2 separate regions of the Homo sapiens genome follow, and region 1 is linked to region 2. A link is a contact called in ENCODE Hi-C or POLR2A ChIA-PET data. All regions are on one chromosome and are shown on one strand. The core of a region is the stretch at or near the end of the contact, and the rest is flanking DNA. Distances in the headings are between cores, read along the strand shown. Region 1 overlaps SLC8A1 (solute carrier family 8 member A1). Region 2 overlaps SLC8A1 (solute carrier family 8 member A1).

Region 1 (5,585 bases), core at 2,508-5,007, 100 kb after region 2:
TAGAAAGTCCAAGGTCTAGGCTCTGGCAGAGTCAGTGTCTGGTGAAGTACAATTTCCTGATTCATAGACAGCCATCTTTTCGCTGTGCCTGCAGGTGGTGTGATGGTAGGGCAAGGGAGATGTCCAGGGCCTCTTTTATAAGGGCACTAACCTCACTCTTAAGAGTGACCTAATCACTTCCCAAAGGTACCCACCTTCTCATCCCATCACCCTGGGAGTTAGGATTTCAACCTCTGAGTTTGGAGTTGGGAAAACATAAACATTCAGCCATTAGCAATAGGGAAACTTAGAAATCAATTTCAAATCACTGTAGAAAACTGACCCAACTAATTGGTACTTTATTTTTAATCCATAGTTGAGAACATTCAGGCCTCTTAACATATCTTAATGTCATCAAAAGTGTAGAAATTGGTACTTACTCCATGGAGTGCAGTTTTTAAAAAATCCATAAACAATTTTTGGTGTAATAGAGAACATACCTTAAATAAATCAAGCAATCTGTTTTAAGGGACTCAGAATCACTACCTAACATCACATTTGAGTTCACGGAACACACGCTTATAAAATATTGCTCTGCCACTTTACTGAGCATTGAGTATAGCTGACATAAGTTTATTTTTGCCTCCAAGTCTATTTCAGGTAATAGTGAACATAGCATTGAACGTGGAGTCCTGTTCTATAATTAATTACCTGCAAGACCTTTCAGAAAGTCACTTAACTTCTGTGCATATTGGGTTTCTACTGGGTCTCACCTTTGAAATGAGGGCTTCCAGGGATAATCCCTAAGTCCCTTTCCTCTTGTAAGTTATTTATGCATTTTTATTAGAATTCTATGTATACGTAAGCAGTTACTGTTAATGTATTAACAAAAAATTTAAAATAGAGTTATAAACTGCAGTGATTAAAATGTTTATTATTTGAACATAGGCCAATACAGCTAATGTGACACGTGACTTATATGCCCTGAGCCTTTTTTCCTCATTTTTGTAACACCATCTGGTGCTCTAGCATAAGGAAGGGTTTATTTAAATAATAACATTAGTAAAACCCATGCCTCAGATCTGTCTCTCTCTCTCCACACACACACACACACACACATATATATGCTGTTTTCTAAAGTTGCTTTGCTAAGGCTTCTGCCATATTCTGAGATTAATCCTTCTCAAACACGTGGCAAGTGAAATAAAACAAGATACTTCTGGATTTGGCTTAACCTAGAGCCTGGCTGTTCAGGACCATGGTAGAACTAAGCCAAGCTGAGCACTGCCTGCACCCATGACAGCTCTCTGGGGATAGTGATCGCTCCATTCCAGGCTGCAGAAAGCTAATGCCCTGTGGTTGGAAAACTCACCAAGGCTCAAAGCCTTCAGATGGCTAAGAGTTGATTCCAAGGTGCCAACTCCTTGCTTCTGCCCAGGAAAATGGCCAAACTCTCCTATAATACTAATCTATAAGAAATATGCTGGCCTTTCCACCCCAGCATGATTTCACACTAAAATGGCTATTTCTCACTCTTCAGATATTAAGTTTCTTAACATGTAAGAAAAGATGAAAGAATCCAAGGCAATAATGGAAAATATTCTTTTTTTTTTTAGCAGAAATATGTTAGAGTACAAACTTTGCCAGGCACTGGTAGCTACTGTGTTTTCACAGCCCTAGTCACATCTAACCATTTTCCTTTAAAATGACAGACTTAAATAAAAAAAATTCCTCTGAGGTGTCATAATAGAATCCTATGAAAAAGTAGCCAGAATTTAAAAACTTTTCTGTTTCAGAGAGTTCTAGCTTCCCATGAACAGCCTGAGTCTGAAAGCATATCAAAGCAATATGACTTCACCATCCATCTTCTGGAATTAATGAAGTAGCAGTGACTTTTCCTTATGAAAGGTCTGTTTGGAGGGCAATGTTGGAAACACAGTGCATTCAGCTGGCAGACCTTGAAGGCAAGATGTGCAGAAGAACTGACTGCACAGGAATCAGTCCTGAGCAGAGTGATTACCCCACAGTGTTTGGCTAAGCTGCTGTTATCCAAGGTTCTGCTGAATAAAACTCATAGAAGAACAAATGAACAAAGTCTGTCTTTAGGACTAGTTGGAAGCATTTACAGTGAACCATACCAAGTAAAACTCAAGAAAAAAATTTAGTTGCCCTATTTGACTCTGGCCAAAAGTTGCATGATTGCAGGGTAAACCCAATAAAAGCAGACGTTTTGAAGTGGAATCAGGACCACAGTTTGCGTATTTCAAGTTTCCCCTGTTGAGAATGTATTTCTAAAGTAAAAATGAGATAGATGTGTACCACATGCTTGTAGTGTATGTGTAACCAACCATATCCAAGATGTGCAACTATAAAACCTACATCTGGAATACATTTTTCCATTTCATCTTCTATGTGCACAGTTTAAAAATTAAGTATTGCCTAAGCAGAAAAAAAAGGAATTAAAACCTATGAACACTTTTAAAAGAAGAGAGGTTAATTGAGAAGCTATTTCTTAAACTAGTCTAAGACAGGTCATATGGCATAATGATTAACATCATAGGTCTCTGAGATGGACCTGTAGGGTCCTAGCTCAGCTTCTTATAACTATGTAACCTTGGTCAAGTTCCTTGACTTATGTAAACATCAGTTTCCTCATCCATGAAATGAGTCTCGAATGAAAGTAATGTATATAAAGCAGTCAACAGTCTGATATAAACCTCTTACCATTCTACGAGATTTAATTGTAGCTTAGAAACTGAACATGATGTCTATCTTGAGATATCTGTCTTGGTTTTAAAATGTGTTTTTCACAATATACATCACAGGAGAGCAGCAGATAGTCAAGAGAAGGAATGATTAAAAAAAAAAAAGTTTGACTTTTTAAGTAATATAAAACAAAATGACAATATTAATGCAAAGACGTCTGGTTTGGCCTGATTTTGCTAAATTCAGTGGTTCAAGTGGATCTTGTATATTACTAGTTATTTTCAAAGCAGAAGCAAACAGGTACATACAGCACAGAGTCAGAGTGTCCAAAAGTTTTACCCTGTCAACTTCCAGGATTGCTATGTTGTCCTCCCATGCACTCTGTCCTGAGAAAATGCCACTAACCCACTTTAGATTTGCACCTTATTCTTCTGGTGGACACGTGGCCTTTCACTGTGAATTTTGTCATAAGGAAAATAACGACTTGAATGTATTTAACGGACAATCAGTGTGACTACGTAGTATATGTTTAGAGCTGGAGAGGGATATCAGAGAGATCCGGTATAGGCTCCCAAACTAAAGAGCTGAGTTTCACTAGGGAGAGAGAGACCTGTACATGAACAGCACAAATCACAGAATCCCAAGTTTCTCCTATGTGCCACTTCCATAAGACTGAGTCCACTGGAGTGGGAATGATTCCTAATTTATACTGAATTATTCTTTTGATTATTTTCATGGCTATCACATATGGTACATATCCTAGGCCATTTAAGGTTGCTCAATTATATTGGCTGCCTATTTTTAACATAGCCATTTATGTAACTCAAGAGTCAGGAAGCTACCTTTGAACACTGTAAATTGTCAAATGGTTTTTGATTTCCTAGGTTCCTTATCACTTGGCAAATATGTACAGCAGACCTTTTCCAGAGAATGAGTGCACTGGGACTTATCCCCCAGACATTCCTTCTCTTTGTTAAACCCACAGTCTCAGGCAGGGACTCCAGCAACCCTTTCCTCGGGAGGAAGAAGCCTCTAGATTTCAGGAGTGCCCTCCAGTGGCTGCTCTGCTAACTAATCCTCTACTGATCTCCCCAAGGCTGACTGGGGCAGCACTTCTTGCAGAGCTAAAGCCCAGCTGAAAACTGAGGTAGGATCTTCTCACTTAGAAATATCCAGCAGTAGGAAAAGGCCTCGATCATTGCATAGACAGGCTAAAATTGACGAGTGCTTTCTGTCAGAAAGTTTGTGGGGTTTGGTGCATTTTTTTTTTTTTTTTTTTTTTGGTTTTTCATATCATGCACACCACTTGCCTACTCAGCTCCAAAAACAACATTCTCTCACAGCAACTGCCAGGGAAAAACATGAGGTGGAAAAATCAGAGTAACGTCTTCCCCTGGGGTGACATTATACAGGAAAAGTCATCGGACAACTCCCAGCCTGGCCTTCATAGGTCAGCAGGAAAGGCTGTCATTACCTTAGTGTTGTTGGGAAATTTAAAGAGATAATAGATGTGGAAACGCTCAGAAGGAGACTCACGTAGTAGATGCTCAGTAAATGATGGCTGTTAGCCTGTGGGTCTCTTCATGTGCACTGACGCTTTCCTAATGTATCTCCCACCACTAAACCAAGAGTGCAGTGTATTTACTTACTTCCTAACCCCCTAGTGAGGAGATACCAGGAAAGCTTCAAAATTTCTACATAGGAAAGCTTAGAGGAGGTGATCTGGTAAGAATGTAAGGCTTGCAGCTGTGTTTTCACAGCACTTTCCATTAAATTGCTCAGATGTTCATTTTTTTTAATAACAAAAGGGCTGCTGATGGGAGCGTTGTCCCCCAGACCCTAGACCCCTCAGTAATTACTCAGAAATGTCACAGTCTCCCTAGAAGCTATCCATTCTGCCCACTTTTCCTCTTACGTTGCTCCAGTTTCAAGTATTCCCCTTGAGGTTTTAGAAATAATGTTTGTTTATCTAGCACTTAGACTCATCAGAGGGAAGGAGGCACTAGAGCATTCACATGGAATTCCTCCCCCACTTGAATATTTGTCAGGAAAAAAAATAGATTCAACTATAAATGTGCAGCAGAGTTGGTGCCTTCCCACTGTGAATGTATTTTCAAGTGCACGGACCAATCCACCACAAAGGAAAAATGCAATACCCTTCCAAAAATACACAGTGCTGATGTGATGTTGCATTCCTTTGTTCATTTTCCCAGAGCCAGGTTACAGGGCCATAGGCTCCATTTGAATAGACTTCTTAGTCTAAAACAGAGGTAAAATCAAGCTCAAAGCCATGATGTTACTTTTTATTTTTTCTTAAATACTGAACTTAGACTTGAGAAATCTTTCTTTTCTTTTTCTCTTTTTTGAGACAGGGTCTCACTTTGTCACCAAGGTTGGAGTACAGTGGGGTGATCTTGGTCACTATAACATCTACCTCCTAGGCTCAAGTGATCCTCCCATCTCAGCTCTCAAGTAGGTGGGACCGCAGACACTACCATGCCCAGTTTATTTATTTATTTGTATTTTTGGTAGAGGCAGGGTTTTATCATGTTGCCCAGGCTGGTCTTGAACTCCTGAGGCTCAAGCAATCCACCCACTTTGGCCTCCCAGAGTGCTGGGATTACACGCCTGGCCTTTATTTTCATGAATTGAAAATAGCTCTGGTAAGTTGTGAATTAACTCAGTTAAAGATTTAGGGGTTTCCTTAATATTCCATGCATCACAGCTATGATATGTAGAAACTAAGGGCAATGAAATGAGCCTTCAATGTCTGTATTCCTGCTTTTACTGGACATTCAGTAGACACTCGTATCCACGTTTGGTGAAGGAATGAATGAATGATTTGGCAGAACTACCTTGTATATCTCTGCAATGATCTCAGATTTAGGAAAATAATCTTA
Region 2 (4,987 bases), core at 2,260-4,759:
TATAAGGCTAATGTTAAGACAAATTTACACATAGAGTAATAATTCAGCCATACATGGAAATGCCTTTTTTTTTTTTTTTTTTTTTTTTTTTTTTTTTGCTTGTCTGGGTGCGTGAGAAGTAATGCTTGCTTGGGGCTATTTTAAATGCACAAAAAATTATTTGTAATTTGATAAATGCCATTTGATAAATGACATTTTTTTAGGGGGACAGAGTTTAACTCTGTCACCCAGGCTGGACCGCAGTGGCACGATCACAGTTCATTGCAGCGTCAACCTTCTGTGCTCAAGTGATCCTCCCACCTCAGCCTCCTGAGTAGCTGGGACTACAGGCCTACACCAACACAGTCAGCTAATATTTAAATTTTTGTAGAGACAGAGTCTCCATTTGCTGCCCAGGTTGGTCTTGAACTCCTGGGCTCAAGCTATCCTTCCCACTCAACCTCCCAAAGTGCTGGGATTGTAGGCATGAGCCACCATACCCAGCTGATAAATGGCGTCGTTGATAGTTTTAAGAGAATTCTGAGTTGTTTAGATCAAATGGATTTTAAAACATCATATAAATATGACATGCAACACATAAACACAAACATCCAAGTAAGGAAAACAACAAAAAATTAATAAAAGGGTGGCTAAGCTGTGAGTTTAGGAAAATGCATAGTCTACAGCAAAGCTCAGAAATTCTAATCTCTGATTTTTAGTCATCTCTGGAAATGAATACTTTCCATTAATTTGGAGCTCCATTTTAATATTAATATTACTGCTTATATTCCCCTCTTAGGGAAATAGAAACAATGTTATATTTATGGATAAATACCATATTTCTTTTTTTGTCTTTCTTCAAGCTTTTTTGATTTGTGAATTAATCTTAAGTTTTTCAGAATTATGTATAATTCTAATATTAAAAGGATGATATTTTTTCTAAATTGGTTTAGTTTTCACATCCTTTTTAAGGCTGGCACTTTTGCAGATAGTACCATCTTAAGTAGGCCACAGCTTTGATTCTTGATAAATACCTCACTTACTGAACACTTCTTACATGCCAGGCACTGTGCTAAATGCTTTTCAGCTATTAGCTCCTTCCAGCCTCACAATAACCCTGTGAGGTAGATACTCTTATTAACCCCATTTCACAGAGAAAACAGCTGAGGTGCAGAGAGGAACTTACCCAAGGTCATTTAGCTGCTATGAGGAAGGAGCAGGATTCATATTTGTGTCTCTCTGACTTCACTGGTAACTAGAAAGTCTTTTATTCTGCTTCCCTTTAACCTCAGAAGTATTTTTTTGAAATAACATTTTCCACAGAAATCCTTAAATCATTCCTTTTCCTTGCCTCTTTCTCTTCCTGCCCACTCTGTCTTTTCTCAATGACCATGATTCAAAGTGTCGACTGTAACCAATGAGCAGGGCACCATGCTGATGAGACTACAAATTTGATTAAGACATGTCTTCGGTTTTTTTCAGACTTGACATATTTGATGGAAAAACAGGCTTATACCACATTTGTGATGTGCTCAAATTGTGTCTGTTTTCATAAACTCTTAATTTTCCTTCATTTAGATGAAGGATTCTTTCCCTGTTAGCCCCTGAAGAATGAGAATGGGCATGAAGGAGTCTAGGAAGCCCTTGAAGCTGTGTGCACAATTTTGTGCTTATGTGTATTTTGTGGGAGAAGAAGAGCCACATTCCTCAGATTCTCAAAAAAGCCCATGGCACCACGAAATTAAGAAATCATTTATTAGTGGGAAGATTCATTTATTCTGAGTCATTTTTCTCTTCATTAGGTCAAAGTGTAACAACAACATGAAGGCCCATTCCTGACAGATGAAAGCATAAGAGGACTGTGATGCATGTGTTACGACTGTGGGGAGACTGACCCACTTCTTTCCTCCAGACTGAATACCGCTTCCCTCTGTCTTTCTGGTGAAACCACCAAGAGTCATTAAGGGCAAGACATGGCACTCTTCATGTCCTCACTCTTTCTGGTCACGTTTCAGCACTAGCTGCCCTGAGACCCCGGAGTGCAGAGGTTCTGCAAGACCCATCCCCGTACTTCTGAGAACACAGCCAACCCTGGCTCAGCCTAAATCTCTAATAAACGTGACCACTAGGGATGGAACATATGCTGATAAAATGCATTATATTTGTGTCATATGTTTCTTGCGCAGATTTATCTTTTTCTTGAAGTTATACATTTTAAAAACCAGAGTTCAGAAAAAAAGCTTTTTTATTAGATGTATGGGTTTGGCATTTAAAATGTCTGAAACGGTAGATAGGTTCTTTGATGGGATAGGAGATCTGATCTTCTCTTTTTGGAGTCACTGTGATCTTCCCTAACAATTCTCAAGACCAGCAAAATATAAAGCTGGAAGGAGCCTATGCAGTTAGCTAAGCCAACCCCTCATTTTGAGAGGAGGCGGTTATGTCTTCAGAGCAATTAAATGACTTGCCCTGTGGATTCCAGCTGGTGGGAACTGCAGTTTGAACTCAGATTTCTTCATGTACAGTTCAATCTTCTCTCTGCACACCACGTTGTCTTCCTGTCACCACGCCGTCTTCCAGCCCTTGAAAACATTTCAGCCCATGTAAAAATTAAGAAGGAAACACACTTCAGCTTCTCTATGACTCCCAAATTACTGACCTCCTTCCTTCAGTAAATAAAGAAGCACTGGAGCAAATACAGCTGATTTTTTAAAACCTGAGAATATGCTTTTAAAATTCTAATTTAAATTGCTTATAATTTCAAGTGGGCCATCTTAGACAGAAAAGAATGTGTAGACCGTAAGCCATTGTTTTATTTTATCTCCTTATCTTTGTTATTAATTATATGGTTGATTTCAAGATGAAAATGTATGGACTTTGAAATTAGAGAAATCTTGCTTTAAATTCAGGATTAATCACTAAAGATCTCTTTTGTTGGTCATTAAAACTTGGAGTTTGTTTCAAGAGTCATAAACTAAATTAATACACAATATTTCGAAAGTATTTCATTAGTTTTATTTTAAAATTGTTAGTATAACATTCGATTAAAGCCAATAGATGTTATAGACAATTAGAAGTCTTAGTACCACTAAAGGTAAATCATGGATTTTCTCATGGAATATTCCCAACACCTCTGTAAAATGGGTATTATGCTTATTTTGCATATATGGGAACTGAGAGTCAGAGAGGATAACTCAGTAACTTGTATGTCATATACACAGCAAGGCTGAAGCCAGGCATTGAGCTCAAGCTGTCTGGCTCTGAAGCCTGGATTCTCTTCTTTCTCTGCTGACTTCTACGATAGTACATTCAAAGGCCCTGTGATGGGAAGAAGCATGGCATATGAGGTTCTCAAAGGGATTCTGCCTTTTACATGGTTAGGTTGATAGTTTAGAAGAAGCAAGGGGCCCAGGTTGGTGTTTCACCCTTGTAATCCTAGCACTTTGGGAGGCCAAGGTTGGAACGATCGTTTGAGGCCAGTGGTTTGGGGCTGCAGTGAGCTATGATTGCACCACTGCAGTCTAGCCTGGGCGATAGGCTACAGAGAGTAAGTTACCACATTTCAAATAGCCAGTATGTAGCAAAGCCAAAATTTGAACCTAGGCACAGAAGACACACCAACCTTCTATACAAAGTGCTATCTATTGCCTTGGTGCTATGGAAGCATTTCTGTCACATGCTGTGCTTTGATGTATGTACAAAAGGAGATGTGGGAAACAGAAAATGAAATAAGCAGGGTTTATTTTATTTTATTTTTTTCATTCCTAACCTGCTTGTGTGTGGGCTGATTACCCAGGGGAGTAAAAGTCAGACTGAAACTAAGTGGAACACAGACAGATGCTGGCTGAAAATATGCTCAGATTATTGCTCAATTTAAAATTATTCCAAACTAGAAAGATCATTGAGCTACAAGACTTTTTTCCCTTTCCTTTAGTTTATTCTCTGTAAATTTTGGTGCCTTTAGACAGGATGCAGACAAAACAATTTAGCCATAGAGGTCATTCTTCTCTGTTTGGCACTCAGACTTTTTCCCCTCTCTGCCTTCCTGTGTCTTGCATTCCATTTTTGGGACTGTACTTGAAAGGCCAGACTTGTAAATTCCATTAGAGAACAAGCTCTTGTGGAATAGAGTAAAACCTTGACTTAGGCTTGCTGTCTTCCCAGAGAGGGTCAAAATAACTCTGACGGCGGCATGGTCCTAGGAGGAATACTGCTGTAGCCATAAAGCAGTGCTGGTCACAACACTGAATGTTGAGTCCTCTGCCCAGAGATGCTAATTTCACTAAGTATGAGGTAAACGCCCTAGCATATATATTTCTAACAAGTCCCAGGGATGCCAGTCCGCTTTGAGTAGCATGGATTCAAGTCCGTTTTCTCATTATGTGGTAAGAAATTGCCCATTACAACTCTACAAAGGCAAGAAAAGCTTAGGAAAGGGGAGTCTCAGCCATCTCGTCACTCCTCCCATCAACTTCTCACTGTGTGCAATAAAAGAAATCAACCCTAAATATAGAGATGTACAGCCAGGCTTTCTAAGAAATGAATCCATTCAAAGTCTTAAACTCTTTCTGGTTCTGAGCAGTGTGGTGAGGGGACCACAGGAAACTTGAGGGTTTTCTTTTTCTTTCTTTCTTTTTTTTTTTTTTTTTTTTTTTTTTACTGTTAATGTTGATGAGTGTGTTTATTTATTTTAATTTTACTTTAAGTTCTGGGGATACACGTGCAGTATGTGCAGGTTTGTTTCATAGGTATACATGTGCCATGGTGGTTTGCTGCACCTGTCAACCTGTAATTTAGGTTTTAAGCTCCGCGTGCATTAGGTATTTGTCCTAATGCTCTCCCTCCCCTTGCCCTCCACCGCCCGACAGGGCCCAGTGTGTGATGTTCCCCTCCCTGTGTCCATGTGTTCTCATTGTTCAACTCCCACTTATGACTGAGAACATGCAGTGTTTGGTTTTCTGTTCCTGTGTTAGTTGGCTGAGAATGATGGTTTCCAGCTTCATCCATG

Evidence for each region. Hi-C counts contacts between places; a loop is a spot of excess contacts on that map. ChIA-PET counts read pairs that join two places held with the same protein, here RNA polymerase II (POLR2A). Pooled maps may share reads with other maps.
Region 1: a map of chondrocyte shows a loop between it and region 2 (2.0-fold over the local background). The contact joins two enhancer-like sites. A Hi-C loop is called at or near these places in 4 of 168 maps with a recorded cell type or tissue (Calu3, cardiac septum, chondrocyte and 1 more) and 2 of 50 pooled maps. POLR2A ChIA-PET finds 5 or more read pairs at or near these places in 5 of 52 experiments (A549, AG04450, GM12878 and 2 more).

What each region holds. Positions count from the first base shown.
Region 1 is chr2:40,242,948-40,248,532 of GRCh38, reverse strand. All of the region lies in intron 2 of SLC8A1 (solute carrier family 8 member A1), which reads left to right. The region is part of intron 3 of SLC8A1-AS1 (SLC8A1 antisense RNA 1); the gene reads right to left. Among named protein-coding and RNA genes, the nearest start is that of SLC8A1, 210 kb to the left of the region's middle. Within about 2 kb of position 3,757, at least 8 of the 41 ENCODE cell types and tissues checked have a DNase peak (open chromatin) inside an H3K27ac peak, as active enhancers do.
Region 2 is chr2:40,345,698-40,350,684 of GRCh38, reverse strand. All of the region lies in intron 2 of SLC8A1 (solute carrier family 8 member A1), which reads left to right. Among named protein-coding and RNA genes, the nearest start is that of SLC8A1, 100 kb to the left of the region's middle. Within about 2 kb of position 3,509, at least 5 of the 41 ENCODE cell types and tissues checked have a DNase peak (open chromatin) inside an H3K27ac peak, as active enhancers do.